Regions from separate parts of the Homo sapiens genome. Here region 2 is linked to region 1. The links are chromatin loops, found by intact Hi-C in ENCODE. Cell type or tissue: K562. All regions are shown on one strand. Links, peaks and the distances in the headings refer to the core of each region. The heading gives the core; the rest is flanking DNA.

What was found. Peaks named below come from ENCODE experiments on the same cell type or tissue, not always from the same donor. Only the 100,000 strongest peaks of a DNase experiment are listed, where the experiment ranks them.
Region 2: it touches region 1 in a loop (5-fold over the local background); 4 of 110 quality-filtered maps call a loop at or near these places.

The regions. Positions count from the first base shown.
Region 1 is chr22:40,429,135-40,444,449 of GRCh38, reverse strand. MRTFA (myocardin related transcription factor A) reads left to right here. Exons shown (of 15, transcript NM_020831.6): 5 at 8,896-8,951; 6 at 12,970-13,045; 7 at 14,683-14,844. Among named protein-coding and RNA genes, the nearest start is that of SGSM3, 66 kb to the right of the region's middle. RefSeq lists enhancers at 7,420-7,469, 7,540-7,589, 7,710-7,839, 8,100-8,159. In K562, for the core only: a CTCF peak has its summit at 7,368 (motif pointing left); a DNase peak (open chromatin) is centred at 7,569; H3K4me3 peaks cover 145 bases.
Region 2 is chr22:40,545,305-40,560,619 of GRCh38, reverse strand. MRTFA (myocardin related transcription factor A) reads left to right here. Exons shown (of 15, transcript NM_020831.6): 3 at 8,253-8,514. The coding sequence starts at 8,274. It overlaps LOC105373037 (a long non-coding RNA gene), which reads right to left and starts at 5,443. Exons shown (of 5, transcript XR_001755550.2): 1 at 5,406-5,443. In K562, for the core only: a CTCF peak has its summit at 8,300; a DNase peak (open chromatin) is centred at 8,389.

The sequences.
Region 1 (15,315 bases), core at 3,916-11,915:
GTTGAATCTGTAGACTTACATATCTTGCCAAATTTGGGAAGTTTTCGGCAATTAATGTAAGAACTGTTTCAGCCCCACCCTCTTTTTCCTCTCTTTCATCACTTCTGTGACACAATGTTAGATTTTTTATTAAAGTCTCACAGGCTCCTGGGGCTCTGTTCTTTTATTTCCCTTCTCCAGTCTCTTTTCTTTCTGTTGTTCAGATTAGGTATTTCTATTCTGTATTCTGGTTCACCGAATCTTTCCTTTGTCTCCTTTATTCTGCTGTAATATGTTTGTAATATGTTAGGAGTCTCTGTATGTTCTTTCCTGTTTTAGCTGACCCTTTGAATCTGGTTCAGTAGGGAAGGTGGGGATGGTGCCATCTCGTTATGACCAGGTGGAAATAGAAGTTCAGGTTCCTCATTTGGCAGCCACTGACATCTGAGTTGGTGGTAGGAGAGGGACTTCTCATTCGGGGCGAGAGTTCCAGCTCCCAATGTAGTCTGTATGCACACCATGGTGGGGGTGCATGCTGTTACCACTGGGCAGTGGCGAAAGTCATGGCTCTCCACCAGCCCTCCTCTGACATCATCCAGCAGGGACTGGGAGAGGTGCCTTATGAATGCCAGATAGGGAGGGGTGTTTGTTACTGGCTGGTGGGAATGAAAGCAGCTTCCTACTTGGCCCTTTCTGACACCACCCCAGCCAAGGGTATTGGGGCATCTCATTACACCCTTGCAAGGATGGAAGTCTAGATTCCTAACTTGGCCTTTAGGGGGAGGTGGGAATGAGACCACCATTTTTTTCTGTGGTATTTGGAGTAGAACAAGTATCTAAAAGTTTTCTGTTGTGCTGGGCTGCCCTTTCCTAATCCTTTGGCTAGAGAGAACATATTTTGCTAGGGCTTTTTTTTGTCTGTACCCATTGGCATTTTTGGGTTGCCAACATCTTCAGCTTTAAGCCTGGATATATGAAGCAGAAAAAAAAAGGGAGGGGGTGGGGAACTTACCACCATGTCTCTTTTTTTGGGTCCCATGGTCCCTAGCTAGTTCTCTCCACCTTACAGTATCTACTTTTGCTTGTTTCATATAGAATGTTCAGAGTTTTAACTAGTACTTAGTGACAAAAATACAGAAAAATGTCTACCCCATCTGAAGCAGAAGCCTCTACAGTAGTACATTAAGTTTTTTTTGTTTGTTTTTGTTTTTGTTTTTTTTTGAGACAGTCTTGCTGTGTCGCTCAGGCTAGAGTGCAGTGGCATGATCTTGGCTGACTGCAACCTCTGCCTCCTGGATTCAAGCAATTCTCCTGCCTCAGCCTCCTGAGGAGTTGGGATTACAGGTGTGCGTAACCACACCCGGCTAATTTTTGTCTGTTTAGTAGAGACGGGGTTTTGCCATGTTGGCCAGGCTGGTTTCGAACTCCTGACCTCAAGTGATCCCCCCCGACCTCGGCCTCCCAAAGTGCTGGGATTACAGGTGTGAGCCACTGTGCCTAGCCCATTAAAGTTCTTAATGGAGTGGGCCCAGCTTATTCTTCTAGCCACATTATCCTCACTTGAATTCCTTGGTTCAACCATATCAAACTACTTGTAGTTCTTTGAGCTTGCCTTGTTCTTTTATACCTTCATGTTTGTGTTCTAGTTCTTCCTTAGCCTCAGCTATCTCCCCACTCTTCCTTGTCTGGCTTTGGTGTTCCTATTCAATTCATTTACACACTGTTCCCCCAGGTTAAATTTTGCCTCTTTTGTCCTTTACAGCACCTTAAATTACCACTACTGTTTTACTTCCATCTTATATTTGTCTCTTTTCCCCACTAGACCATCATCTTTTTGAGGACTGGGACCCCATCTGTATATTCTTATCCTCAGTGACTGGCATAGTGCTTACTTAAGGGCTGCTTATTGGATACATGGATGGATGGGTGGGTGGGCGGGCAGATGGAGGGATGGATGGATGGAAATATTTCTAGTTTCTACCTCGTTTGTTAAATGGGTTTATTCCTATACACACATGTAGCCCTCATTGATGTTCTGTGTATATGCTCCCTGCTTCCACACTGGAAAAAGAAACCCAGCAGGCTTGCCTGAAAGAAGGGCTGCTTGGACTGTGGCACTCCAGTGACCTCTATTAAGTGTATTATGTTCATAGCCTTTGAGTTCCTCTGGTTACAGAATTGTTGGTGAGCTTCTGGCGTATTATCAGAGATAGGAACCATCATTTTTATTACGATAACACCTAATAAAGCAACATTCAGACCTAGACACTTAATACATATTCCTTCATGATAGTGATGAGGAAATGAGGTTTCATAATGAATTGTTGTCATTCCTTGCTCAGAGGCATTTCTAGAACTGCTTGTGAATCCTAGAAGACTCATTTACCTACTTGTTTAAGTAAATCTGGAGCTGGCAAGGGAAAAGTGTTGGCTTGATGTCCTAAATTACCAAGGTAGGTTGGTTTTTAAGAGTCTTCATACTTACTCTTCAGTGCCAGATTAAATCAAGACCATTCTGGCCCTGGGGCCCCTGCGCTGTCATCACACATCTGTGTCGACACACTGAGCACAGCACTGAGCTCCTCCTTTGCTATATATTGGATGCCTGTGTGAAAGTGTGTGTGTGTGTGTGTGTGTGTATATATATATATACACATACATACATGTATATATTTTTTCCCCCCGAGATGGAGTCTTGCTCTGTCACCCAGGTTGGAGTACAGTGTCACGGTCTCGGCTCACTGCAACCTTCGCCTCCCAGGTTTAAGCATTTCTCCTGCCTCAGCCTCCAGAGTAGCTGGGATTATAGGCGCGCACCACCACGCCCAGCTAATTTTTGTATTTTTAGTAGTGGGGGGTGGTTTCACCATGTTGGCCAGGCTGGTCTCGAACTCCTGACCTCAGGTGATCCACCTGCCTCGGCCTCCCAAAGTGCTGGGATTACGGGCGTGAGCCACTGCGCCCAGCCTGGATGCCAGTATGTATTTAAAAATTAAGTGGAAACAGTTTTTCACCTTTTATATCTTTAATTGACAAATGACCTCATTTAATTTAGGCAGCAAACAAGTTAGGAGAGAAAGAAAATGGGTGCTGGAAAGAGGGAACAAAATATTAATTGGTAGTTGTAGCCAGCCAGGGGCGGGGTCCACATCTAGAACTGAAACTGTGATTAAGAATGGCACACCTCTTGGCCACTTCTGTTCATTTGTTTTCTCTGGGGAGCTTGCTTATTTTTCCTTTCAGGATTTTCTGCACACTTCCTTTGTTCACACAAAGCCACACAAGAGCTCCAATGGAACCAGCTCCTGGGGCAGCAGGAAAGGATCGAGAACTACCCTCTGATATTGAATATATATATTCTTATAAACACACATGACTCTTGTCTTTGCATTGGTCTTTGGGGGCTTCTCTTTCTAGAGACTGCTTTCTTGGAGTGTCTGGGAAAATGCAGTTTTGAGTAATATGCTGGCTCCTCCTAGCAAAGCTATTAAGGTAGCAGGGAGAGGGGAGATGGAGTCTAAGATGAATGCAGCCCTCGTAGTTGGACACACATTTATGGGGTAACTTTAAGTCCTTTTTTTCTTCAATTGGCAGAGGCCTAAACTTGGAAACCTATTTTCTGCTTCCTCGTGTCTTACCTCCTTGGCATGGAACTTGAGGTGATCTGACTCCCCATTGTCATTTGCTCCTACAGTCAAGAAAGCCCAGGGCTTAACCTGTAGCACTCTTACATCCCTTCACTAGGCTACCCTCCACATGGTGGCTTTTAACAAAGCTGGCGGGACACACACAGGAGTTGCCCTCTCCACCTCAAACCCCAGTGCACCAAGAGCACTTGCTGTGGCTACTCCAGCCTCTCCCCAGATGAACTGAGAGACACCCAGCAGGAAGTCCTGACACAAACCTGAAGGAAGAGGGGCCAGTGCTCCCTCCTCCTTTCACCTGGCAGAAGTAGCTGTTGAAATTGCTGAATCTGCTATCAGAGAGAAGAATTAAAAATGAGGAAAGAGGAGCACAGACTAAGCTGGCCTACTCAGGGACTGAGAGAAACTGACACATTTGTCAGAAGGTTTAGACAAGGGAAGAAAGGAAAGGCAGAACTAGACCTGGGTTGGGGTCCACCACTCGATGAATGAATGATCTGGCAGGTTACTGCATCTCAGCCAGTGTCAGTTTCATCACACATGAAATAACGGTCCCTGCCTCATGGGCTATGAAGAGGATCCAGTGAGATTATAATGTTATTATTACTATAAAATGAAACAGTCTTTTGGGATTGGTCATTATGATCTTGAATTCTTTTTTTTTTTTTTTTTTTTGAGACGGAGTCTCACTCTGTCACCCAGGCTGGAGTGCAGTGGTGCAATCTTGGTTCACTGCAACCTCCGCCTCCCAGTTTCAAGCGATTGTTGTGCCTCAGCCTCCCGAGTAGTTGGCATTACAGGTGCCCGCCACCACACCCAGCTAATTTTCGTATTTTTAGTAGAGACGGGCTTTCGTCATGTTGGCCAGGTTGGTCCTGAACTCCTGACCTCAGGTGATCTGCCTGCCTGAGCCTCCCAGAGTGCTGGGATTACAGGCATGATCCACTGCACCTGGCCCTATCTTGAATTCTTTTCTTGGTCTTCGTTTCTGGTTCTTCTGACCAGCTATTGTGTCTCAGCTTCTCCAACTTGTCTTCTAGTATCAGTGCCAAAGGCTGTTACGTGGTGAGCTCCAGGTTTTGAACGATGATTCTCAATGCTTGAGAGCCCTGGGGCCCCTCAGACAGGTCTCTGAACCCCTCTTCTGAGCCTTCTTTGCCTTGGTCTTTACCTAGTGCTGTGGCCAAGTTGACTCTTGTATGTTGCCTGGACTCAGATATGCATCTAAACAGTGTGTGTCATTGAACATTGAAGCTACCTTGTCCCCCTACCCAACAGTTTCTTTTCTTCTGTCTCTTTTTTTTTTTTTTTTTTTTTTTTTTGAGACAGAGTCTTGCTCTGTCACCCAGGTTGGAGTGCCATGGAGCAATTTTGGCTCACTGCAACTTCTGCCTCTTGGGTTCAAGTAATTCTCCTGCCTCAGCCTCCCAAGTAGCTGGGATTACAGGTGCCTGCCACCATGCCTGACTAATTTTTCTGTAATTTTAGTAGAGACATGGTTTTGCCATTTTGGCCAGGCTGGTCTTGAACTCCTGACCTCAGGTGATAGACCTGCCTCAGCCTCCCAAAGTGCTAGGATTACAGGCTTGAGCCACCATGCCCAGCCTCTCTTCTCTAACTTTTGAAGAAGTTAAGAAATCAACACAGAGGAGTGGAAAGAACTCTAGGTTGAGGGTGTTACAGAATTAGGTTATATCTTCCAATTCAGGACACTTAAAAAAATTAGGTTATAATCTTATCCCTGCTATTTGCTTGCCTTTCCTTTTTGGCCCTGTCCTTATCTATAAAATGGGATATTACCTACCATGTAGAATGATTAGGAATATTAAATTAGCTAACAGGTTTAAAATATCTAGAACAGTGCTTTCCATACAAGCATCCAACAGATATTAATCCCTTTCTTGCCATTACATGAAAATGTCCTTAATAGGACCAAATAGGAATTCATATAGAGTAATCCTTCCTTATTCCTGAGGAACACGTGCCAAGACCCCCTAGTGGATATCTGAAACTGCAGATGGTACCAAATCCTATACGTACTGTGTTTTTTTTTTCTATACATGTGACCTATGACAAAATTCGATGTGTAAATCTGACATAGTAAGAAATTAGAGCAATTTTAACAATACACTGTAATAAAAGTTATGTGAATATGGGCCCACTCAAAATACTGTAACATTTTTGGACCTTGGTTGGCCTAGAATAACTGAAACCATGGAAAGCGAAACTGCAGATGAGGGGGACTATGTATGCTGTAGCCATTTCACCTATCACCTGTCCTCCACTAGTGGTGCACCACCCTTTGTACATGAAGATGATGTCCTCAAGATGTTCTGGTGAATTGTTCTTCTAGAAGTTGGGTTTGTGCCTTTGGGTTTGTGCCTTACCCTTTGGGGATAGCCAGTGTGGGTTGTTGAGGCAGCAAGTCAGCCAGGGTTTTAGACAGAGAATCTCTGGCTGTGGTACAGAAACTAGCTGGCCTGTAAGTGAATCAAGCCAGTGATTCAACCAAATTACAGCATTTGGTGACAGCAACACCTGAATATATCGACACATATACCATTTGGTTCAGGGCACTCTCACTGGTGTTTCTTCCTTACAAGGGTTCTGAGAGGTGGGCAGATTCTCACTCTGGAAGAAAATTAGACCCAGAAAGCAGTCAAAACCCATGTCACCCAGCAGTAATTGGTAGCACTCAGTACTAGAACACAGATCCCTTGACTGTCTATCCAGAACTTCTGTGAGGTTTCGAACCCGGTTGAGAACCAGAATTCTGGCTGTTTAGATGAAAGTTTAGAGCTCTGCCGCAGAATCCTCCTGTCCTCCTGTCACTAGTCACCTTGTGTCCGTTTCTTACAGAATACTCACTAATTCATCGAGTGAATAATTATTGAGGGTATACTGTGTGCCTGGTATTCTAGGCACTTGGGGAATGCTGTGAGTGACTAAAAAAATAGACAAAACCCTTGCTGTGCTCTGATGGGGACATGTTGTAAATGTAAACGTGGGAGACTGAGAGTAAACAAGAAAAGTATGTAGTATTCCGCCTTTTTTTTTTTTTTTTGAGACGGAGTCTTGCTCTGTCTCCCAGGCTGGAGTGCAGTGGCACTATCTTGGCGCACTGCAACCTCTGCCTCCTGAGTTCAAGTGATTCTCCTGCCTCAGTCTCCTGAGTAGCTGGGATTACAGGCACCCTCTACCATGCCTGTACAAAAATGTTTGTATTTTTAGTAGAGACGGGGTTTCACCATGTTGGCCAGGCTCGTCTCGAACTCCTTACCTCATGATCTGCCCACCTCGGCTTCCCAAAGTGCTGGGATTGCAGGCGTGAGCCACCATGCCCAGCCAGATACGTAGTATTTATATAAAGACTGTCAAGACAGTGATGAGTGCTGCGGAGAAAAATGAGGCAGAAAAGGAAGCTGGGGTGGGGTGGACAGTGTCCGTTTTCTCTTGATTCTTTGTACTTACTGTCTCATGCATGTGCTAAGCTTTCCAAGAGCCAAGGTTACGTGTGATGCATCACACCCGGGTTCCTGCAGAGCAGGACGTTTGGAGTTGAGCTAGCGTTACACAGTAGAAGCAGGTGCAGGGGGTGTCTATTTACCCACTGAAATGCCCACGACCTGCCCATGTAAGAAGTGGGGAATCCTGGATAGTGCCCAGGTAGGTTGGGGAGGTAACTTGTACTGGTTTTTCTTTGATGTTATTTGTTAAATCTAGAGCTCCCCCTTCTGTTAGAAGATGGGATCTCAGTAGTACTTTTAAGACTGTAGTTTCTTTTTTATCTTAAGATTCACAAAAAATTTTTAAAAATAAATACCACTGGGACAATTGAAGCTTTCTTCTGGGACTGCTGTTGCTGAGGCCCAGCCCCCCGCTGGGGGTGGAGAGGAAGGAGGAAGAAGCACAACGGCCCAGGCAGGATAGGGTCCTATCTATGCTCTCTTGCTACTTTTAGCAGCTCCTTAACCCTGCACTCCTACCGCAGCCAGCAGCCTAGCAAAAGTTATCTCTGCTCGCAGTTTCACAGCTCTTTGGAAATTCTAGGGCAGGAGAAGTGAAACTGACCACAGTCTTATAAATTTCTCTCTTATTGCCTCTGTTCCCTACTTGAAGTGAGTCAGGCCTTTCCCTCTCATCCTCAGAGTGTCTTAAGTTGCTATTTGTCCTTACAGCCAAGTTTTTGACAAAAGGAGTCAGACCTTCCATTCATGGTGCAGCCTTTCTGGAGGCTCTTGGTTTGGTCTTGCCACCTGAGTGTTGTTTGCAGAAGTCGAGACTTGTGGTCTTTGTGTGGTATCCCCAGAATAGAGCTGAGCCCTTCGTCTCAGCTGTCGGTTGTGTGTGTTCCTTCACATACAATTGCCATGGGGTTCTTTTAGTCCTTAGAGATGAAATTCAAGTTAATTTTAGCAGCACTATAAATAACAGGTGCAGTGAAGAAGGAAATAGTGCCGAGTGGACATATATCTTTTTGGTTTTAACTGTCCCATTGAAACAGTTTGGCCACTTTATGATTCCTCGTGAGGTTGAGGAAGTAAGGTTAATTTGGCATGCATCTGTGCCCCTTCCTGTGTGCAGGTGTCCTGAGAATAATGTGAGGCCTAGCAGGCGTTCTTGGAGTCCTAGCTGAAGGGGGATTTGCGGCTGACGGTCCAGTCATGGGCCAGGGTGTTTGTTAAAGTTACATTCCATGGGTGCACTTTATATAGCCCAAGCTTAGGCAGTGACAGTTCCCATTAGGAGTCATATTTTGGTTTCTACCAAAACTGTTTGAATGGGGTAGCTAAACCATAAAGATACATGCTTACTCAGGTGTCATTGCCTTCACTTCAACTGATATTTATAGTACTACTAACAGTAATGTGATTTTTTTTTTTTTTTTTTGGGGGACGGTTTCTCGCTCTGTTGCCCAGGCTAGAGTGCAGTGGCGCAATCTCGGCTTACTGCAAGCTCTGCCTCCCAGGTTCACGCCATTCTCCTGCCTCAGCCTCCCTTGTAGCTGGGACTTCAGGCGCCCACCACCACCACGCCTGGCTAATTTTTTGTATTTTTAGTAGAGACAGGGTTTCACCATGTTAGCCAGGATGGTCTCGATCTCCTGACCTCGTGATCTGCCTGCCTCAGCCTCCCAAAGTGTTGGGATTACAGGCGTGAGCCACCACGCCCAGCCAGTAACATGAATTTAAGATGCCTTCTCCACTGAATATCGTAGCACTAGACATGATGCTTCGCTTGAAGGTAATCTTTACGGTTCTTCTCTCAACAGCTTTGAAAAGTCCAGCCGCATTTCATGAGCAGAGAAGGAGCTTGGAGCGGGCCAGGGTAAGGTACCTTTTTTCCCCCTCAGAACTCCCAAAGAGCATTTTCAGAGCTCATTGCATTGCTGGTTATATTTCCATTTAGAGCTTTCCATAGAACTCTGAGGCCAGAGCCTGCTAGACTCTAGGGCCAGCCCTGGCCTTGTGGTTTTAAATGGAAAGCTCTGCTTCTCCTACTTCATCCCTTCTCTCATTTACCTCCCATGGTGATTATATGGAACATGATTGGAATGAGGTTTCTCTTTTTGTACATTTAAGGATATGGAATGATCACCCGATCCTCCTTGCCTGAATTTTGGAGTGCTTTGGAGACCACTGGTATTTCCCCATCTTTAATTCCACTTAACGTTTTGTAGATGTTGGGACACAAACATTAGCCAATGGAAAAGCTTCCCAAGTCCGGGGTTACACTGGCCACACCTCACAGGACGGGCATTCCAAGGGGCAGGAAACCTTCTTGGTCTCCATCTGCCCAGAGTAGGTGGTATCCACTTGACTCTTGTGGAAAGCAGAAACTGGCCCACACTCCAAGCCCAAGTTTTCTGCCACAGCACCTTACTTGCGTCCCCATCCCAACTCTGTTTCGGTTCCCCAGGGGCCCCTGAGGAATATTCTGCTGCCCAGTGTGGGTAGAGATGGGGAAGTCACCAGAACTTGCTTCCCCCTCACACTCCCTTTACTTTTTCCTTTCACATAAAATCATGGGAAGATAATCCCCCTAGACAGATCATGGGCTGCATCTCCTTAAGACCCACGGCTATTTTATTTTACTTTATTTTTTGAGACGGAGTCTCACTCTGTCACCCAGGCTGGAGTGCAGTGGCGTGATCTCAGTTCACCGCAGCCTCCGCCTACCAGATTCAAGCGATTCTCCTGCCTCAGCCTCCCAAGTAACTGGACCTACAGGCTCCCGCCACCACGCCTGGGTAATTTTTGTATTTTTAGTAGAGATGGGGTTTCACCATGTTGGCCAGCCTGGTCTCAAACTCTTGGCCTCAAGTGATCTGCCTGCCTTGCCCTTCCAAAGTCCTGGGATTACAGGCATGAGCCACCACACCCAGCCTCACAGCTATTTTAGAGTCTCAGAAATATTTACCTCCAAGACTTTTTTTTTTTTTTTTTAAACTTTCTTTCATTCCCCTCTCCCCAGAAAATCATGATTAATTCTTAGAGTAAGTGGAAAGAATGAGGTCATGGGTCCTGGGAACCAAAGGAGTAACAAGCAGCAGTGGTTTAGTTTGCTGAGAGCACTGGAGAGTACAGTGTTGGGGGAAAGGATGGCGTTGCCTGTGCGCCTATTCGGTCAGAAGACTGGGCACCATTTACTTGACTGCTTCTCAAATAGGCAGGGACCAGCAGAGCTGATTAGAAGAGACTGTTTTATTGAGCACCTTTATGTAAGAGGTTGTATCTGTTTCTTTTTTATCCTCACATCAACTCTTATGAATTAGGTGGTATTATCCTCATTTTATAGATGCAGCTAAGAGAAGTTAACTCACTTGTCCAGCCAATAAGTGGCAAAGCTGGGAGTCAAACCTTTGTGGATTCTAGATTTTTTTTGAGCAAAATGATTTTATTTCCTAACACATGGTAACCATAACGTTCAATTTGCTTACCATGCACATCTATTCACAAATGACTTCCACATTACAATAACTACTTCCATATTTACACATGTACTAAAAATTATCTTAGTTGAGATATGAAACATGAATATATTGGATTGGTTATAGCAGAATTTGCTTTACTTAATTCTAAAAGCTTAAAGCTTTGAAAAGCTGCTACTTTTGCATCTCATACTTCCAGATGAATAAGACACAGCAATATCAGCTCGTATTCAAGAGAAGTTTCATTTCTTTTTCTGGTGTTGGAACCAGCTGCTCACATCTGTGCGTGCTACATAAGGCAGCTATACATGGTGGTGGGAAAGCATCCACAATGGCTTCAGCTATGTCAGGATCACACTTGAGGGGCTCTGAGATGCTGTTGTATTTACACAACTGATTGCTTTGTTTTCCTTTTTTTGTAATTTTAGAGGTGGGATTTTGCTATGTTGCCCAGGCTGAATCCCAACTCTTGGGCTTAAGCAATCCTTCTGCCTTTGACCTCCTGAATAGCTGGGATGTGTAGGCATCTACCACTGTACCTTGTCAAACTGATTTTGTTCCCTCAGTTTTCTTCGACACAAATGTGCTTCAGTGGTCATGAATGCCTTTAATGATATCAGTTGCAAAATCCGTATCTTTAAATTTGGCCCTGAAAGTTCTCTGGTTTTCCATCAGAGACCTTATACCCTCTAAACCAGTCCAGAGTAGCCTCTAGGTAGTCAGGTTTCAGCCATTTGACATCATTAATATGTTTACTATTTGTCACAAAGGATACAACTCAGGAACAGCCAGGTGGAAGAGATGTGTAGGTATGTGGGAAGGGATGAGGAGCTTTTGTGCTCTCTCCAGGTGGGTGTGTCACCCTCCTAGCACCTCCATGCCTTTAACAAACCAGAAGCTCCTCCATATATTTTCTTAATCAGTACTATATTCTACCTCAGTCATGGCCACTGGTCAGAGCTTCAGATGGCTTAGAGAATAAGTCTTCCACTGTCATCTGTGAAGACTTGCGGCACCTGCTCTACCAATCTCTGCTGCAGCTGAGGCAGTACTTCTGCCCACTGCACGTGGGGTGATAGAGCCAGAGCCCACAGTCACTTTAAACCATCTCCTGGATTGCTCAGCCTCCCCTGGGCTGGCACAGAGCTGCCCAGCCAGAACAACAAGGCAGCAGATGGCTAGGTGAGGACAAGTCTTTTTTTTTTTTTCTTTTTCTTCATTTTTTTCCAGTCTTTACCTTTACTATATATAATGTCCTCTGAGGCTTCATTGCCTAGTGTCCTTTGGCTTGTCTTATCCTATGCTGGTCTTGATCCACTAATGTTCTGTGGTTTGAAAATGTTGGTGCAGAGGTTAAGAGCACAGACTCTATAGAGTCAGGTCCAGGGGAATATATATATATTATAATTAGCCCCGTTTGGTGGGATGGCTCTGTGACTGTTGAGGGACTGGTTTAGTTTGCCCAGAGTCTCATAAATGCAGAAATTAGGACATTGGACTTTGAGGAACTAGAGCTTTGCTACCATGTGTCAAAATTCATATTCCATTTGGCAGCCATTCAAAATGAATGGAAAATGCCCATGAGATCATGCAGTGTTACAGGTTTTTGGGGTTTTTTTTTGGTTTTTGGTTTTTTTTGTTTGTTTTTTGAGACGGAGTTTCGCTCTTGTTGCCCAGGCTGGAGTGCAGTGGCGCAGTCTTGGCTCACTGCAGCCTCCACCTCACGAGTTCAAGTGATTCTCCTGCTTCAGCCTCCCAAGTAGCTGGGATTACAGGCGCCAGCCACCACATCTGGCTAATTTTTGTATTTTTAGTAGAGACAGGGTTTCACCACATTGGCCAGGCTGGTCTCAAACTCCTGACCTCAGGTGATCCACCCACCTTGGCCTCCCAAAGTGCTGGGATTACAGGCTTGAGCCACCGTGCCTGGCCCAATGTTACATTTCTTAAAGCAGGATATAAAATCATATTCAGTGTGATTACAGCGCTGCAAAGTTAAGCCTATTTTCTGCATGGAAGAATAACTAGAAACAGATATCCCAGAATACTAAGAGTGGCTGATTAAAGTTTATTTTATTTTATTTTTCTTTCTAGTTTTCTAAATGTTTTTTGCTGGACATATATTACTTTTATGGTAGTAGAAGTAATAGTTTTTTAATAGATATATTGTCAGTCCAGCCTCAGAGACACAGATGGTCTTGAAGGATGGTGCCCTTCCTTGGCAGGTGCAGTTGGATTTTGGTGTGCTCTCCCCAGGCCTACTCTTGCCTCCGAACCCTGCAGTCACCAAGTTAAGGTTGTGGGAACTGCAGAGGTGGTCAGCAGCTACCATGGCCAAGGCTGCTGTTGTGATCCTGTCCATGCCATAAGCCTGTGACCTGGATTTGAGAGTTTCTTGGTGTGTTTTTTCTGTAGACAGAGGACTATCTCAAACGGAAGATTCGTTCCCGGCCGGAGAGATCGGAGCTGGTCAGGATGCACATTTTGGAAGGTGTGGAGATTGGAATTGCTTTTCCATCTAGATCCAGTTCTCACTGTGTGTACTCACTACTGCACTACCCATTTCCTTCCTGCCTCTTTCTTCTCCCATTTCTGTTGGCAGTGGGTAAGCCAGAGCCTTAACACCGTACGACAGCTGTGCCATGGTAGCTGCCACTGGTCTGAGGGACTCTCAAAAAGCACAGTCACATGCTGTTAGTTTGGCTTGGCCTCTTCTCCAGGGTCTCACCATCCCTTGGTGTGAGATCGCTTCTCTCTGCCAAAATCTGTTTTGTTTTGTTTAAGACACAGTCTGACTCTGTCATTGTGATTGTAGGCACAAGCCACCATGCCTGATCTAAAATCTGTTTTTAAAATACACTTACTTAGTTTTTTATATTCATTCATTCGGTCAGTCATTCACTTGGCATTCACTTGAGTGTCTGTGATATACCGTGCTCCATCCAATATTATTCTAGATGTACCCACCTGGCCCCAGCTGCACATGTCTTTCCCTTTTTTTTTTCTTCCCCCGCTTTTTTTTTTTTTTTTTTTTTGTGATGGAGTCTTGCTCTGCTGCTCAGGCTGGAGTGCAGTAGTGTGATCATGGCTCACTGCAACCTCTTATCTTCCAGGTTCAAGCGATTCTCCTGCCTCAGCCTCTTGAATAGCTGGGATTACAGACGAGCGCCACCACACCCAGCTAATATTTTATATTTTTAGTAGAGATGGGGTTTCACCATGTTGGCCAGGCTGGTCTCGAACTCCTGACCTCAGGTGATCCACCCACCTCGGCCTCCCAAAGTGCTGTGGTTACAGATGTGAGCCACTGCGCATAGCTGTCTTTCCACATTTTTAGTGAAGAAAAGGTTTTGGCTCCTGGAAGCAGCATAAATATATTTACTTATTGTTTGTCTAGTCTTTTTTTTTTGAGATGGAGTCTTGCTGTGTCACCAGGCTAGTGTGCAGTGGCACAGTCTCGGCTCACTGCAGCCTCCACCTCCTGGGCTCAAGCAATTCTCCTGTCTCAGCCTTCCGAGTCGCTGGGACTACAGGCACATGCCACCACGCCTGGCTAATTTTTGTATTTTTAGTACAGACAGAGTTTCACCATATTGATCAGGCTGGTCTCGAACTCCTGACCTCAGGTGATCCACATGCCTTGGCCTCCCAAAGTGCTGGGATTACAAGCGTGAGCCACCACGCCCAGCCGTTTGTCTAGTTTTGAGCTGTTTTTGGGGCTGGAAGAGAACTTTTCTAGTCTGAGTCTCACATTTTGCAGACAAAGGCACTAAAAACCAGAGCAGAGATGTGAATTGCCTCAGTAACACAGCAAGTTTGAGGGAGAGTGGAGACCATTCTGTCATCTGTTGCTGCTTCCATTCTGTAGCTCCACCTCAGAAAGTCTTCTGGGTTTGCCTCTGCCTGGTTATAATTGTGTGTGACTGTGCACTGCCTGGTCACAGTGGGAACCCCTTCTCTTGTCTTTGTGAAACTTCAAGACAGGCCACTCTTCTCTGCTTGGAATATGCTTACCGTTCTGACAGTCACTCCTCTTGCCCAGGAGGAAGGAGAGCTGCTCTGGAGTTCCCGGGGCAGAACCACGTCCACTCATATATCTTCCTGCACCCCTTTCTCTCCCATGGGCAGAGACCTCGGCTGAGCCATCCCTCCAGGCCAAGCAGCTGAAGCTGAAGAGAGCCAGACTAGCCGATGACCTCAATGAGAAGATTGCACAGAGGCCTGGCCCCATGGAGCTGGTGGAGAAGAACATCCTTCCTGTTGAGTCCAGCCTGAAGGAAGCCATCATTGGTGAGGAGGACCCAGCCACCCTGTGTGAGAGGCAGCTGAGATGCAGGAGGGGAGGGAGTGCCAGGCTGAAGCAGAATTGGGCTGAGGCTCTTGACTTCTTAATCTTTGACTTCCTGCTTAGCCTTGGGAGAACCAAGGCACAGAGTTTGAGAGCCTCATGCACAGGTTGTATGAACTTGGGATAGTGCCTGTTGCTTTAAGAAACAGGGACATACAACAATAAATAATAACAGAGGCCTTGCTCTGTTCACTTTCCATCTTTGTAAACTCGGGTTGCTTCCTCTTTCACAGAGTAGATAGATGTCAGGATCAGTGTGTGTGAACATGTGGAGATGCCAGGAATTAGAAATCTGTGTCATACTCTTTATTAGTGAAGTCTCTTCTTGGAGACTGGCCCTTTCCACGGATATTTCACTTAACAAATACTGATGGACCCAAACAGTGTGCTAGGTGCTAAGGCCACAGCCCCAC
Region 2 (15,315 bases), core at 3,519-11,518, 120 kb before region 1:
TAAATTACAACTCTAAAAAGTGATTCAGGTTTTACAGTAAATACAATTACAGGAGTATTCAGGAATTGGTAAAGGGGACTTAATTATGATGGCTATACCTCAACATTTTTGGGTCTTGTCTCTAGATTATCATAGTTTACGAGATTTTATCCTGTGGGCTCTTTCAAAATGAATAGAGAGTAGTGTGTTTGTTAGAGAAATAAATCCAATGTGTATATTTTATGCCAAATTAGTCTTTTGTCAGTGCTTGTATATGACTTCTGGTCTATTTTCTAATCTCAAGGTTAAGGAAACCTTGCTGTGTCTCACTGAGTCTTCCCATCATTCTGTGGAAGAATCTTATTTTTTAAAAAATACTAGGAGAATGTTATCAAACATATACAAATGTAGAGATAATAGCATAATGAATTTCTAAATACCTAATAACCAGCTTCAACATTATCAACATTCTGCCCCTCTTGTTTTGTGTGTTCTTCCTCACTCCCTGCCTCATGGCCTTGATGGAAGGATTTTATTCTATAGTATAGTTTAATATTGGTGTTTTAAAGGATGTATCCTGAAACTTTTGAAATCCCCTAAATTAACAAATAGCACTATATAATTTACCCAATAAAAATATTTGGTAAAGTGTGTGTGTGTGTATGTGTATAGATATATGTGTAAATTTTAAGTGATCTCTTTAAGCCCTTAATAATTCTGTAAATATGGAACTTAATTACAGAACTATTCTGAATCGAACAGTTGCTAAAGCAGTTTTTCAGATTGCTTATTTCTTTTATTCTGGTTAGTAGTAGGCACAACCATGGGGTTCAGGTCTGTAGAATTTGATATTCTTATTTTCTTTCTTTTCTTTTTGCATTGTAATATAGTATCAAACAGTCCTTTCTTTAAACTATTAAAAATGTATGTGTTCTGTCAGGCAAGGTGGCTCACGCTTGTAATCCCAGCATTTTGAGAGGCCAGTGTAGGGCGATCGCTTGAGGCCAGGAGTTCGAGACCAGCTTGGGCAACATAGTGAGATCTCGTCTCTACAAAAAAGTGAAAAAATAGTCAGGTGTGTTGGCACACACCTATAGTCCTAGCTACTTGGGAGGATCACTTGAGCCCAGGAGTTTAAGGCTGCAGTGAGCTATGATCATTCCATTGCACTCTAGCTTGGATGGCAGAGTAACATGCTGTCTGAAAAAAGAAAAAAAAAGTATGTGTTCTAAGAAACACCATTTTTTCCTCCCTGGGATGGGTATCACTTCGTTGCCCAGGCTGGAGTGCAGTGGCATGATCACAGCTCACTGCAGCCTCAGCCTCCCTGGGGTCGAGGTGATCCTCTTACCTCAGCCTCAGGAGTAGCTGAGACTGCAGACGCACACCACCATGCCTAACTTTTGTGTGTTTTGTAGAGACGGGGTTTTGCCATGTTGCCCAGGATTGTCTTGAGCTCCTGGGCTCTAACAATCTGCCCACCTTGGCCTCCCCAACTGCTGGGGATTACAGGTGTGAGCCATCGCGCCTGGGTGAAACATTATTTTTAAAACTTCCTTGGCTGGGCACAGTGGCTCACACTTGTAATCCTAGCACTTTGGGAGGCTGGGGCAGGTGGATCACCTGAGGTCAGGAGTTCGAGACCAGCCTGGCCAACATGGTGAAAACCCATCTCTACTAAAAACACAAAAATCAGATGTAGTGTTGCGTGCCTGTAATCCCAGCTACTCGGGAGGCTGAGACATGAGAATCACTTGAACCTAGGAGGCAGAGGTTGCAGTGAGCCAAGATCGTGCCACTGCAGCCTGGGTGGTGGAGCGAGACTGTCTCAAAAAAAAAAAAACCCAAAAAACCCCCCCAAAAAAAACAAAAACCAAAAAACCAAGAACTTTATTTTCTCTTTATGCTTAGCATTGGACTTGGACTTGGGTTGGCTTTCTTTTGGGGGGCCGTTTTTTACAAAGTTTCTTTAAATCATTTTCTAGAAATACTGGTTATGTTCACTAAATGCATAAGAGCATCACAAACTCATGAAGTTAACTTCATGCTTCATTAGAAAAATATTGATACCATGTGATGGATTTTTATTGTCTCTTGGGAATATTAACACATGTAAATGCTAAATCTCTGAATTCCAGCAATAATAATAATTCAAAGTAGTAGGAAGAAGTTTGTTCTGAATTAGTGATAAGTAAATTAAATAATTTACTTCATTTTAAAGAATATATGGTTTTGGCGAGGCACAGTGGCTCATTCCTGTAATCCTAGCACTTTGGAAGGTTTAGGTAGGAGGATCACTTTAGGCCAGGAGTTTGAGACCAGCCTGGGCAACATAGCAAAAACCTCATATCTCCCCAACCCCTTGCAAAAAAAAAAAAAAAAAAAAAAAAAAAGCCAGGCATGATGGTGTGCCTGTAGTCCTAGCTACTTGTGGGACTGATGGGGGAGGATCACTTGAGTCCAGGAATTCAAGGTTGCAGTGAGCTATGATCGTGCCACTGCACCCTAGCCTGGGCAACAGAGAGAGACCCTGTCCCTTAAAAAAAAAAAGAAAGAAAGAAAAAGGCTGGACTCGGTGAGCTCTCATGCCTGTAATTCCAGCACTTTGGGAGGCCAAGGCAGGTGGCTCACTTGAGTCCAGGAGTTTAAGACCAGCCTGGGCAACATGGCAAAACCCCATCTCTACTAAAAATACAAAAATTAGCCGGGCCTGGTGGCGCATGCCTATATTCCCAGTTACTCGGGAGGCTGAGGCAGGAGGATTGCTTGAGGCCGGGAGGTGGAGGTTGCACTGAGCCGAGAACTTGCCACTGCACTCCAGCCTGGGATTCTTTCAAGCTCAGTAATATAAGTTTACTTAGTGAAATTTTTTTTTTGCCAAGACATCTAAAAATAATTGTGATAAAAAACATATGTAACATTAAATTCACCTTTCCTCCTGCCTTGGGAGCTCTTAGATAATAAACTTACCTTTTAACCACTTTTTTTCCTTCTTTTTAAAATTTTTAAAAACTATTTAAAATTTTTTTTAAAAAAGAGACAGGGTCTTACTATGTTGCCGAGACTGATCTGGAACTCCTGGGCTCTAGCGATCCTCCCACCTCAGCTTCCCAGAGTGCTAGGATTAGAGGAGTGAGCCACTGTGCCTGGCCACCTGGCACTCTTTTATATTACCCTGCCCCTGCCAAATAGCAGAAGATTTTACTTAATCTCACACCAAGTTATAGTATCAGAAATATCAGTTAAGTCTGAAATAATGGGGTTTTGCTAAGTTAAGAACTTTTTATATGAAACCATGATTCTAGCGCATCTGTTTAGCTATAGTATTTTAGTGGTATGAGGCTTGATGTTTCCTGTCCTTGACTGCCTAACATTATTTTTAGTGTTTCTGTATGTTTCATGCAGTCTTCCTTGTGTCATCCAAATTTTCCCCAAGACATGTCTGTCGTGGTTCCCTAGATTATCTTTATGTATCTTTCATTTGCTTCTCTCTTTGTTCAGTTAACAACTATTAGAATGCTTGTTTTGTGTTAATACTTTTGCAAGGCCCATCTACTGCATACAGAGTTATTGTTGCAGTTAAATTTCTTAATTTTCTTATGAGAGGTCTGAACTCTTACAATCCATAATGATTTAACAGCTGTTTATTGAAAACCTGTTACTCTATGTGAAACCACTTTTCCTAAGTCCTAGGGCTGAAGTTTTGATACCATTCTATTTTCCTTTTGAATAAGGAGGTTAGTTCTCAAGGGGTCCTTGAATGTCATAAAGTTGAAGTCTTTTTTTTAGTCTGAAAGGCTGCTGCTGTTAAAAGAAGCAGACATGCTCTTTCAGAGTCAATGACAAAGAATACTCAGCCGGATGGATTAATCCTGTGTAACAGTTGTTTTTTTCCCAGTACACACAGAGACATGGTTCAAACCATAATAAATCATAGACAAGATGGAAAAGAATTCTTTGAAGTTTAGATTCTGAATTTTGTTGGTAGACATTTGTTGTTTTGTAATTTATAAAATTATTCAAACCCTAAAAGAAATCCTTTTCCCATTGTTTGCCCATGCTCAATTACCCTTGAGAATATTGAGTTCCTAATACTGAGTTCAAATTTTTTTTTGAACTTGTCTCCCTTATATCTTCTTCCAGTCTCTTTGGAGTAGAGAGTCCTTAGTATCTTTTTTCTTCATAATATTATCTCCCTCATGTTAATTACTGTTATCTGGATCTTTTCCAGTCCAGTTTATTTTCTGTGAAATGTATCAGCCAGAACTACAGTCAGGTTTGGGCACACTATTGCTTTACTTGAAGTTAGATCATAATTGTCTTTTTAGTTTCTAGTGCCTTTCTTCACTTCATGGCTGTTCAATATTTTGTTGGTTTCTTCAACTAAAGCAAGTTAGATTAAAGTCCTCATAAAAGTTTGCAAGGAATGCCCAGGGAATCTCACTTCATAGATCAGAAACTATAGTCTTTTTATTATAAAAGCCATGTAAGTATTTTAGAGAAAATTTGGAACCTTAAAATTTTTTCATTGTCCAATCAAACAGAACCCCTCTTTTGTGTCTTGGTATACTTCTTAAAATCTTTTTTCTTTGTATAATATTTTAATATATGAGTATGTAGTTTTATGTCTTACTTTTTCTTAAGTGTGGCTTTAGAATAAGCATTTCCCACATTAGAAATGCTTTATAAAAATTATTCTTAGGGCTGGGCATGGTGGCTCACGCCTGTAATCCCAGCACTTTGGGAGGCTGAGGTGGGTGGATCTTGAGGTCAGGAGATCGAGACCATCCTGGCTAACATTGGTGAAACCCCGTCTCTACTAAAAATACAAAAAAATTTAGCCAGGCATGGTGGTGGGCGCCTGTAGTCCCAGCTACTCGGGAGGCTGAGACAGGAGAATGGCGTGAATGCAGGAGGTGGAGCTTGCAGTGAGCTGAGATCACGCCACTGCACTCCAGGCTGGGCAACAGAGCGAGACTCTGCCTCAAAAAAAAAAAAAATTATTCTTACTAACTACATAGGATTCAGTGAGTGGAGATATATATATATATATAAAATTTTTTTTAATTTATGAGGTTTAATTGGTTCATGGTTTTGCAAGCCTGTACAAGGATGGTGCCATCAAGGAGCTTTTATACATGATAGAAGGTGAAGCAGGTGCAGGCATGTCACAGGGTGAGAGCAGGAGCAAGAGAAAGAAGGGGGGCAGTGCCACACACTTTTAAACAACTAGATATTGGAAGAACTCACTCACTACCATGTGGACAGCACCAATCCATGAGGGATCTGCCCCCATGACTCAAATATCTCCCATCAGGCCCTGCCTCCAACACTGGGGATTGCATTTCAACATGAGATTTGGGTGGGACAAATATCAGAGTCATATCATTCTGCCGCTAGTCCCTCAAGTCTCATGTCCTTCTTACATTTCAAAATACAATTATTTCTTCTCAGTAGTCCCCCAAAGTCTTAACTCATTGCAGCATTAATTCAAAGGTCCAAAGTCTCATCTGGAGATAAGTTCCTTCCACCTATGAGCCTGTAAAATCAAAGACAAGTTATTTACTTCCAAGATACAATGGGGATACAGGCATTGAGTTAACATTCACATTCCAAAAGGGAGAAATTTGCCAAAAGAAAGGGGCTACAGGCCCCATGCAAGTCTGAAACCCAGCAGGGCAGTCATTAAATCTTAAAGCTCCAAAACAATCCTTGACTCCATGTCCCACATTCTGGGTACACTGATATAAAGGGAGGGGTTCCCAAAGCCTTGGGCAGCTCTGCCCCTGTGGCTTTTCCACGCTGAGGTTGCATGCTGCTGGTGGCTCTACCATTCGGGGGTCTGGAGAGCAGTGGGTGCTAGTTTACTTTACAAAAAGCTTTAAGAATAATGGTAGTTTGCCAGTGATGTAATTTATAATATTAGCATCGGCATATACTCCAGTGGCATAGTTTGTCCGTGTCTATTAGTCTGTTCTCAAACTGCTGCTATAAAGAACTGCCCAAGATTGGGTAGTTTATAAAGGAAAGAGGTTTAATTGACTCACAGTTCCACAGGGCTCGGGAGGCCTCAGGAAACTTACAGTCATGATGGCAGGGAAAGCAAACACATCCTTCTTCACAAGGTGGCAGGAAGAAGTGCCAAGCAAAAGAGGAAAAGCCCCTTATAAAACCATCAGATCTTGTGAGAGCTCACTCACTATCATGAGAACAGCATGGAGGTAACCACTCCCATTATTCAATTACCTCCCACTGGGTCCCTCCCACAACACATGGGGATTATGGGAACTACAGTTCAAGGTGAGATTTGGGTGGGGACACAGCCAAACCATATCATTCTGCCCCTGGCCCCTCCCAAATCACAGGTCTTCACATTTCAAAACACAAGTATGTGTGTCCAATAGTCCCCCAAAGTCTTAGATCATTCCAGTATTAACCCAGAAGTCCAAGTCCAGAGTCTCATCTGAGATAAGGCAAGTCCCTTCCACCTATGAGCCTGTAAAATCGAAAGCAAGTTAGTTACTTCCTAGATACAATGGGGGGTACAGGCATTGGGTAAATACACCCATTCCAAAGGGGAGAAATTGGCCAAAACAAAGGGGCTACAGGCCCCATGCAAGTCCAGAATCCAGTGGGGCAGTCAGATCTTAAGGCTCTGAAATGATCTCCTTTGATTCCATGTCTCACATCCAGGTCATGTTGATGCAGGAGGTGGGCTCCCACGGCCTTGAGCAGCTCTGCCTCTGTGGCTTTGGAGGGTACGGCTTCACCCCTGGCTGCTTTCATGGGCTGATGTTGAGTGTCTACAGCTTTTCCAGGTGTATGGTGCAAGCTATAGGTGGATCTACCATTCTGGGGTCTGGAGGATGGTGGCCTTCTCACAGCTCTACTAGGCAGTGCTCCAGTGAGGACTCTGTGTGGGCGCTCCGACCCCACATTTGCCTTCCATACTGCCCTAGTAGAGGTTCTCCATGAGAGCTGTACCCCTGTAGCAAACTTCTGCGTGGACATCCAGGTGTTGCCATACATCCTCTGAAATCTAGGTGGAGGTTCCCAAACCTCAATTCCAGACTTCTGTGCACCTGCAGGCTCAGCACCACATGGCGGCTGCTGAGGTTTTGGGCTTGCACGCTTCGAAGCCTCAGCCTGAGCTGTATACCTTGGCTCCTTTTATTCATGACTGGAGCTGAAGCAGCTGGGACTCAGGGCACCATGTCCTGAGGCTGCACAGAGCAGGAAGGCCCTGGGCCCATGAAACCATTTTTCCCTCCTATGCCTTCGAGGCGCTGCTGTGAAGGTCTGTGACATGCCCTGGAGACGTTTTCCCCATTGTCTTGGTGATTAATGTTAGGCTCTTTGTTACTTATGCAAATTTCTGCAGGTGGCTTGAATTTCTCCCCAGAAAATGAGTTTTTGTTTTCTATTGCATCATCATGCTGCAGATTTTCTAAACTTTTATGCTCTGCTTCCTCTTGAATGCTTTGCCGCTTAGAAATGTCCTCTGCCAGATACCCTAAATCATCTCTCTCAAGTTCAAAGTTCCACAGATCTCTCTAGAGTAGGGGCAAAATGCCACCAGTCTCTTTGCTAAAGCATGGCAAGAATCACCTTTATATAAGTTTCCAACAAGTTCCTCATCTCCATCTGAGACCATTTCAGCCTGTACTTCATTGTCCATACCACTATCAGCATTTTGGTCAAAGGCATTCAACAGGTCTCTAGGAAGTTCCAAACTTTACCACAGTTTCCTGTCTTCTTCTTAGCCCTCTAAACTGTTCCAACCTCTGCCTGTTACCCATTTTCAAAGTTGCTTCCACATTTTTGGGTATCCTTATAGCAGCATCCCACTCTATCAGTACCAATTTACTATATTAGTCTGTTCTCACGTTGCTATAAAGAACTGCCTGAGACTGGGTAGTTTATAAAGGAAAGAGATTTAATTGATTCACAGTTCCACAGGGCTGGGGAGGCCTCAGGAACTTACAATCATGGTGGAAGGAGTTGCAAACATGTCCTTCTTCACATGGTGGCAGGAAGGAGAAGTGCAGAGCAAAAGAGGAAAAGCCCCTTATAAAACCATCAGATCTTGTGAGAACTCATGAGAATAGCACGGAGGTAACCACCCCTGTGATTCAGTTACCTGCCACCAAGTCCCTCCCATGATATGTGTGAGTTATGGGAACTACAATTCAAGATGAGATTTGGGTGAGGACACCACCAAACCATATTATCATGGTACCATCTAAACTTTCCATTTTTTCTTCCATTTCCAGATTGCCATCACGAAAGCCAAAGTGGATTTCTCCAGTGTGGTGTGCCTGCCCCCTTCCGTCATTGCTGTGAATGGGCTGGACGGAGGAGGGGCCGGCGAAAATGATGATGAACCAGTGCTCGTGTCCTTATCTGCGGCACCCAGTCCCCAGAGTGAAGCTGTTGCCAATGAACTGCAGGAGCTCTCCTTGCAGCCCGAGCTGACCCTAGGCCTCCACCCTGGCAGGAATCCCAATTTGCCTCCACTTAGTGAGCGGAAGAATGGTGAGTAGATACAGAATTATTGCATTCCCTGATTTGAACCAGGATCTTCATGTTTATAATGTTACAGATTCTTACTTTATTTGATGTTCCGTGAAAGTTCCTAATAATCTTAACATTTCTTGTAAAATAGATAGCTGTAAGTTAAAGTGATCATTGTAAGTCCAACATTTCCTGCCTGGATTATTATAATTTCTTTCTAATTTCTCTGCTTCCCTCACCCTATTCCTTCCATAAATTCATTAATTCAGCATATATATTCATTAATATCAATGTATTATAAACTATGCTAAAATTAGGGATTAAATGGTAAACAAGCCTCTGTCATTAGGAAACATACTCTATCGTATAGCCTTGTCAGAGTAATCTTTTAGGACTTCCTAGCTTAAAAGTTTTCAGTGATTGCCTTGTGGGATGAAACAAAAACCAAATAAATGTCTTGCCGGGTGTAGTGACTTAGGCCTGTAATTCCAGCACTTTGGTAGGCCGAGGTGCACAGATCACCTCAGGTCAGGAGTTAAGAGACCAGCCTGGCCAACATGGTGAAACCCTGTCTGTGCTAAAACTACAAAAATTAGCTGGGCTTGGTGGCACACACTTGTAGACCCAGCTACTGGGGAGTCTGAGGTGGGAGGATCGATTGAACTAGGAGGCGGAGGTTGCAGTGAACCGAGATTGTGCCACAGCTCTCCAGCCTGGACGACAGAATGAGACTCTATCTCAAATAAACAAACAAACAAACAAATAATAAATAAGTGAATAAATTTCTTGGCATGTTTTATAAGGCTTTGCAGAATCTGGTCTCTTTCTTTTAACATCTTCTCTTATTCCCCTATTCCTAGTATTTGTTCCAGCCCATTAAACTGTGTTAAGTACTGTTTAAAAACCATGTACTCATACCTCAACCTTTTTTTAATTAAAAAAATCTATAATTTGTTATGGAATATTTAAGATTTGAGAAAATGTATAAAGAGGCTGGGCACGGTGACTCATGCCTTTGGGAGGCCGAGGCGGGCGGATCCCTGAGGTCGGGAGTTCGAGACCAGCCTGACCAGCATGGAGAAACCCCGTCTTTACTAAAGATACAAAATTAGCCAGGCATGGTGGCACATGCTTGTAATCCCAGCTACTAGGGAGGCTGAGGCAGGAGAACTGCTTGAACCTGGGAGGCAGAGGTTGCGGTGAGCCGAGATCGCGCCACTGCACTCCAGCCTGGGCAACAAGAGCAAAATTCCGTCTCAAAAAAAAAAAAAAAAGAAAAAAGAAAAAATGGATAAAGAACAATATAGAAAATTGTGTGTTCAAATACCACCCAACTTATGTACTTTGCGTAAATCTTCATTACCCCTGGAGGAAACTACTAACTTGAATTTGGTATTTCATTGCCAAATATGTCTGTATTATTTACCCATGTGAATATATTCTTAAGCAATATATAATGTTGTTTCTCATGTTTTAAACCTATATATGAGAGAAAATTATGTGTTCTTCAGTAATTTGTTGTTCAGTATTCATTTTCCTTGTAAGTTAAAGATATTCTGTATTTTCTTCTAATTCAAGCTGTTAATCCCCACTTAGTGAATAGTTCTACTTTTTCCTACTGATCTTTAATGCCTGCTGTATTCTGTCTGTGCATGAGTTAGTTTTTAGGCTCTCTTTTCTTTGACTGGTCTCTCTGTCCATCTCTGTGTCAGTACTACCTTATTTTAGTTATTGCCTAATAATTAGTCTTTCTGTCTGTTAGGACACGTATCTCCTTACCTTTTTCTTTTTCAAAGTTGTCTTGGCTATTACCCTTTTAATTTTCCATGATTTTAGAATTGCCTTACCAAGTTCTGCCAACAAAAAAACCCTTTGGGATTTTTACCTCCAACATTTTATTATGAAAAAATTTAAACGTAAAGTAGAAAGAAAAAAAAAAAGAAGTAGGAAGAACTTTACAGTGAATACCTGCGTGCCCATCTCTTAGATTCTACCTGTAACATTTTATAAAACTTGCTTTATAACACAGATATCTATCAATCTCATCTTTAAATTTAATTTTTTTTTTTTTTTTTTTTGCAACAGAGTCTCACTCTGTTGCCCAGGCTGGAGTGCAGTGATGCGACCTTGGCTCACTGCAGCCTCCGTCTCCCGGGTTCAAGCAATTCTCTTGCCTCAGCCACCCGAGTAGCTGGGATTACAGGCATGTGCCACCATGAATGGCTAATTTTTGTATTTTTAGTGACAGGGTTTCACCATGTTGACCAGGCTGATCTCAAACTCCTGGCCTCAGGTGATCTGCCCTCCTTGGCCCCCCAAAGTGCTGGGATTATAGGCGTGAGCCACCACACCTAGCCCTCAATCTAATTTTTTTGATGTATCTTGAAGTAAATTGCAGACACTAGTACTCCTGTTATGGAAGTATAACATAAATACAAAATAACCCACAACTTATAAGTGTTGTTATTATCACAAAGTGAGTACACCTGTTAGTAACTACTGCTTAGTGAGGAAATACTAGTAGTCCAGAACTTTCCCCACCTTGTGCTTCTTCCCAATCAATACTCCCTTCCCCTTGCTCAAAGGAAACTACCATCCTGATTTTCAACACTGTGGTTAGTTTTTAAACCTTATAAAAATGGAGTCATACAGTGTGTATTCTGTTGGTGGTTTCTTTTTGTTTTTGAAATTTGTTTATGTTGAATTGTGTGTGCTAGAGTTTATTTTCATTGCTGTATAATCAGTTCATTGTATGAATAAAATGCAATTTATTTTTCCATTTTACTGTTCCTGGATGTTTAGGTTGTTTCACTTTGGGGCTATTATGAATTATGCTGCTATGGAATTCTTGTATGTGTCTTTTGGTATACTCGCTGGGATTTTTATTTGAAATATGTTGTTTATAGGTAAGTGGGGAGAATGTAATCCCAGCATGTTGGGAGACTGACATTTGAGGATTGCCTGAGCCCAGGAGTTTGAGATTATAGTGAGCTATGATTGCACCACTACACTCCAGCCTGGGAGACATAGCGAGACCCTGTCTCTTAAAAAAAACAAACAGAAACAGTGGGTGGGAAAATACACATTTTTAAATATTGAGTCTTCCTATCCATTACTTTGTTTTATCTCTTCAATTAAATAGGTTTTCTTTAATGTCTTACAGAGTTTTGTGAATGTGTCCAGAAAAGTCATACAAATATTAGTTTTGTTCCTGGATATAATTTTTTTTTTTTTTGTAGATGTAAGTGGTATATATATATTTTTGAGACAGAGTCTCACTCTGTTGCCAGGCTGGAGTGCAGTGGCGCGATCTTGACTCACTGCAACCTCCGCCTCCCAGGTTCAAGTAATTCTCCTGCCTCAGCCTCCTGAGTAGCTGGGACTACAGGTGCGCAACACCACGCCCAGGTAATTTTTGTATTTTTAGTAGAGATGGGGTTTCACCATGTTGGCCAGGATGGTGTCTTGATGATCTCTTGACCTTGTGATCCGCCCGCCTTGGCCTCCCAAAGTGCTGGGATTACAGATGTGAGCCACCAGGCCCGGCCTTAAATGGTATATTTTTATACAATATTTTCTGTCCCATGCTGGTGTAAATAAATGTCAAGGCTTTTCAAAACCCCTATTTCTTTTCTACGTCTGTGTCCTCCATTTGGGATACGCTTTCTCTCTCTCACTCTTCTTGAAGCCTTTCCTAACTCATATTTAGTGTTAGATGCCCCTCTTTTGGTTTTCCCAGTTCCCAATTTTTTTTTTTTTTTTTTTTTTGAGACGGAGTCTTGCTCTGTCACCCAGGCTGGAGTTCTGTGGCGTGATCTCGGCTCACGGCAAGCTCTGCCTCCCTGGTTCAAGTGATTCTTGTGCCTCAGCCTCCTGAGTAGCTGGGATTACAGACATGCGCCACCATGCCCGGATAATTTTTGTATTTTTAGTAGAGACGGGATTTCACCATGTTGGCCAGGCAGGTCTCGAACTCCTGACTTCAAGTGATCCCCTCTGCCCCTGGCCTCAGCCTCCCACAGTGCTGAGATTACAGGCATGAGCCACTGTGCCCTGTTGCCCTTTATCAACCTACTTCATCACCCTATATTGTAATTGGAATTCTTTACTCAGCAATGAGTGAGCCTTTGAAAACTGAAATCAGACACTGCTACGCTACTCTCAAAACTCTTCAATGCTTTCCTGTGAGGCTTATGATGAAATCATAGTACTTATGATGTGGCCTTGGTATTCTCTCTGACATCATTTCTTTTTCTTTTTTTTTTTTTTTTTTGGGAGACAGTCTCGCCCTGTCACCCAGGCTGGAATGCAGTGGTATGATCTCAGCTCACGGCAACCTCTGCCTCCAGGGTTCAAGTGATTCTCATTCCTGAGCTACCGAGTAGCTGGGATTACAGGCGTACGCCACCACGCCAGACTGATTTTTAAATTATTTTTATTAGAGATGGGGTTTCACCATATTGGCCAGGCTGGTCTTGAACTCCTAACCTCAAGTTATTCGTCCACCTTGTCCTCCAAAATGCTGAGATTACAGACGTGAGCCACCATGCCCAGCCTCTCTCTCACATCATTTCTTACCCTTATCCCTTAGCTCCCAGGCACACTGACTTCTTGCTATTTCTTGAACACATCAAACCTATTCCTATCCCAGGGCCTTGTACTTGCTGTGCTTTCATTGAAGTTCCTGCACAAATGTCATTTCCTCAGGGAGGCCTTCCCTGCTTGTCTTCTCTAAAATAGCACCTCCTGTTACTCTTGATCCTGCTTTTTCTTCAAAGCCCTTATTATTATCTGTCATTGTGTGTGTGTGTATATGTGTGTGTTTGTGTTTATTGTCTATTTTCTCCTCTTTAATAGTTATTTCCTGAGGGCAGAAACTTTATTTTGTTCACTGGCATATACCCAACTCCTGGATCATAATAGGCACTCAATAAATATTTATTTATTTTATTTTATTTTATATATATTTTTTGAGATGGAGTCTCACTCTGTCGCCCAGGCTGGAGTGCAGTGGCACAGTCTCGGCTCACTGCAAGCTCCGCCTCCTGGGTTCACACCATTCTCCTGCCTCAGCCTCCCGAGTAGCTGGGACTACAGGTGCCTACCACCACGCCAGGCTAATTTTTTGTATTTTTAGTAAAAACAGGGTTTCACCGTGTTAGCCAGGATGGTCTCGATCTCCTGACCTTGTGATCCTCCCGCCTCGGCCTCCCAAAGTGCTGGGATTACAGGCGTGATCCACCGCGCCTGGCAATAAATATTTATTGAATGAATCAATGAATGGTTTACATGTTTGTTCCACTACAGGTAAGAACTCTGTTTTCTCAGTGGAGTAGAAGGCAGCTGTTGCTGTTGGACCCAAGGTGTTTGTGTATCTTCGGCCTTTTTCTCTGAAGTGTTTCCACTTAGCATATAAATTAACTGAAATCTTTCCCAGCAACTCTAACTTTCCCTTAGTGTTTAAGCTCCTGAAAGAATAGTTTACAGTCATTGCTTTCTCTACTTTCTCATATCCCAGAGACTCAACTGCTTTATGGCTTCTGTCACTACCTGTCTTCAGAAACTGCCATTGCCACAGTAATTTGTGTTCTTTTTGTTGCAGATCAAATAAGCCCTCTTTAGTCTTTATGCTACTTGACCTCTTTGCATCATTTGACATGGTTGGCTTCTCCCTCAGACTTGAAACTTTTCCTCCACGGATATCTACGACTTACCTTTTTCCGGCTTTTTAAACTCTACCTTTCCAGCGACTCCCTTTGCCATTCAGAGCTTTTGCTATCTTTCTCTGCCTACCTCTTAAATTTTGTTACTCTCCAGCATTCAGCTCTGGAGGAAAGAGGCTGGTAAGAAGATTGTTGTATTTTACAGTAGGTTTTTGCATGGTCATTTGTTTGGGAGGTAATGATAGGAGCAGAAATGAAAAATCTTTGAGAAGATTGTGAAATTGGAAAGTGTGGAGTTCTAGAACAGAATAAATTCTAGAGTTAGAGGAGGTGCTTTTTCATGAATGGGTGTACCGTGTGTTGAGAGAGTGGAGTGAGAAATGTACTTCTTTGATCTGTTTCACATAGAAGCATGTATCATATAGAAATTCAGTGGTGGCCGGGTACGGCGGCTCACGCCTGTAATCCCAGCACTTTGGGAGGCCGAGGTGGGTGGAACACTTGAGGTCAGGAGCTCAAGACCAGCCTGGCCAACATGGTGAAACCCCTCCTCTACTAAAAAATTAGCTGGGCGTGATGGCGGGTGCCTGTAATCCCAGCTACTTGGGAGGCTGAGGCAGGAGAATCGCTTGAACTGGGGAGAGGGAGGTTGCAGTGAGCTGAGATCACACCACTACACTCCAGCCTGGGTGACAAGAGCAAGACTCCATGTCAAAAAAAAAGAAAAAAATGGCCGGGCGTGGTGGCTCACGCCTGTAATCCCAGCACTTTGGGAGGCCGAGGTGGGTGGATCGCCTGAGGTCAGGAGTTTGAGACCAGCCTGGCCAACATGGTGAAACCCCGTCTCTAATAAAAATACAAAGATTAGCCGGGCGTGGTGGCAGGCGCCTGTAATCCCAGCTCCTTGGGAGGCTGAGGCGGGAGAATTGCTTGAACCCAGGAGGCGGAGGTTGCAGTGAGCCGGGAGATAGCGCCACTGCACTCCAGCCTGGGGAACAAGAGCAAGACTTCATCTCAAAAAAAAAAAAAAGGAATTCAGTGGGTTAGCAGAGGTACCTGTGGGGCAGTAGGCAGTCAAGGTCCCGACACCTTCATTTCCTAAACAGAACTTGGAGCCTTAAAGAGAGGAGGTGCCTTTGGCTAACCCAATCTTTACTGG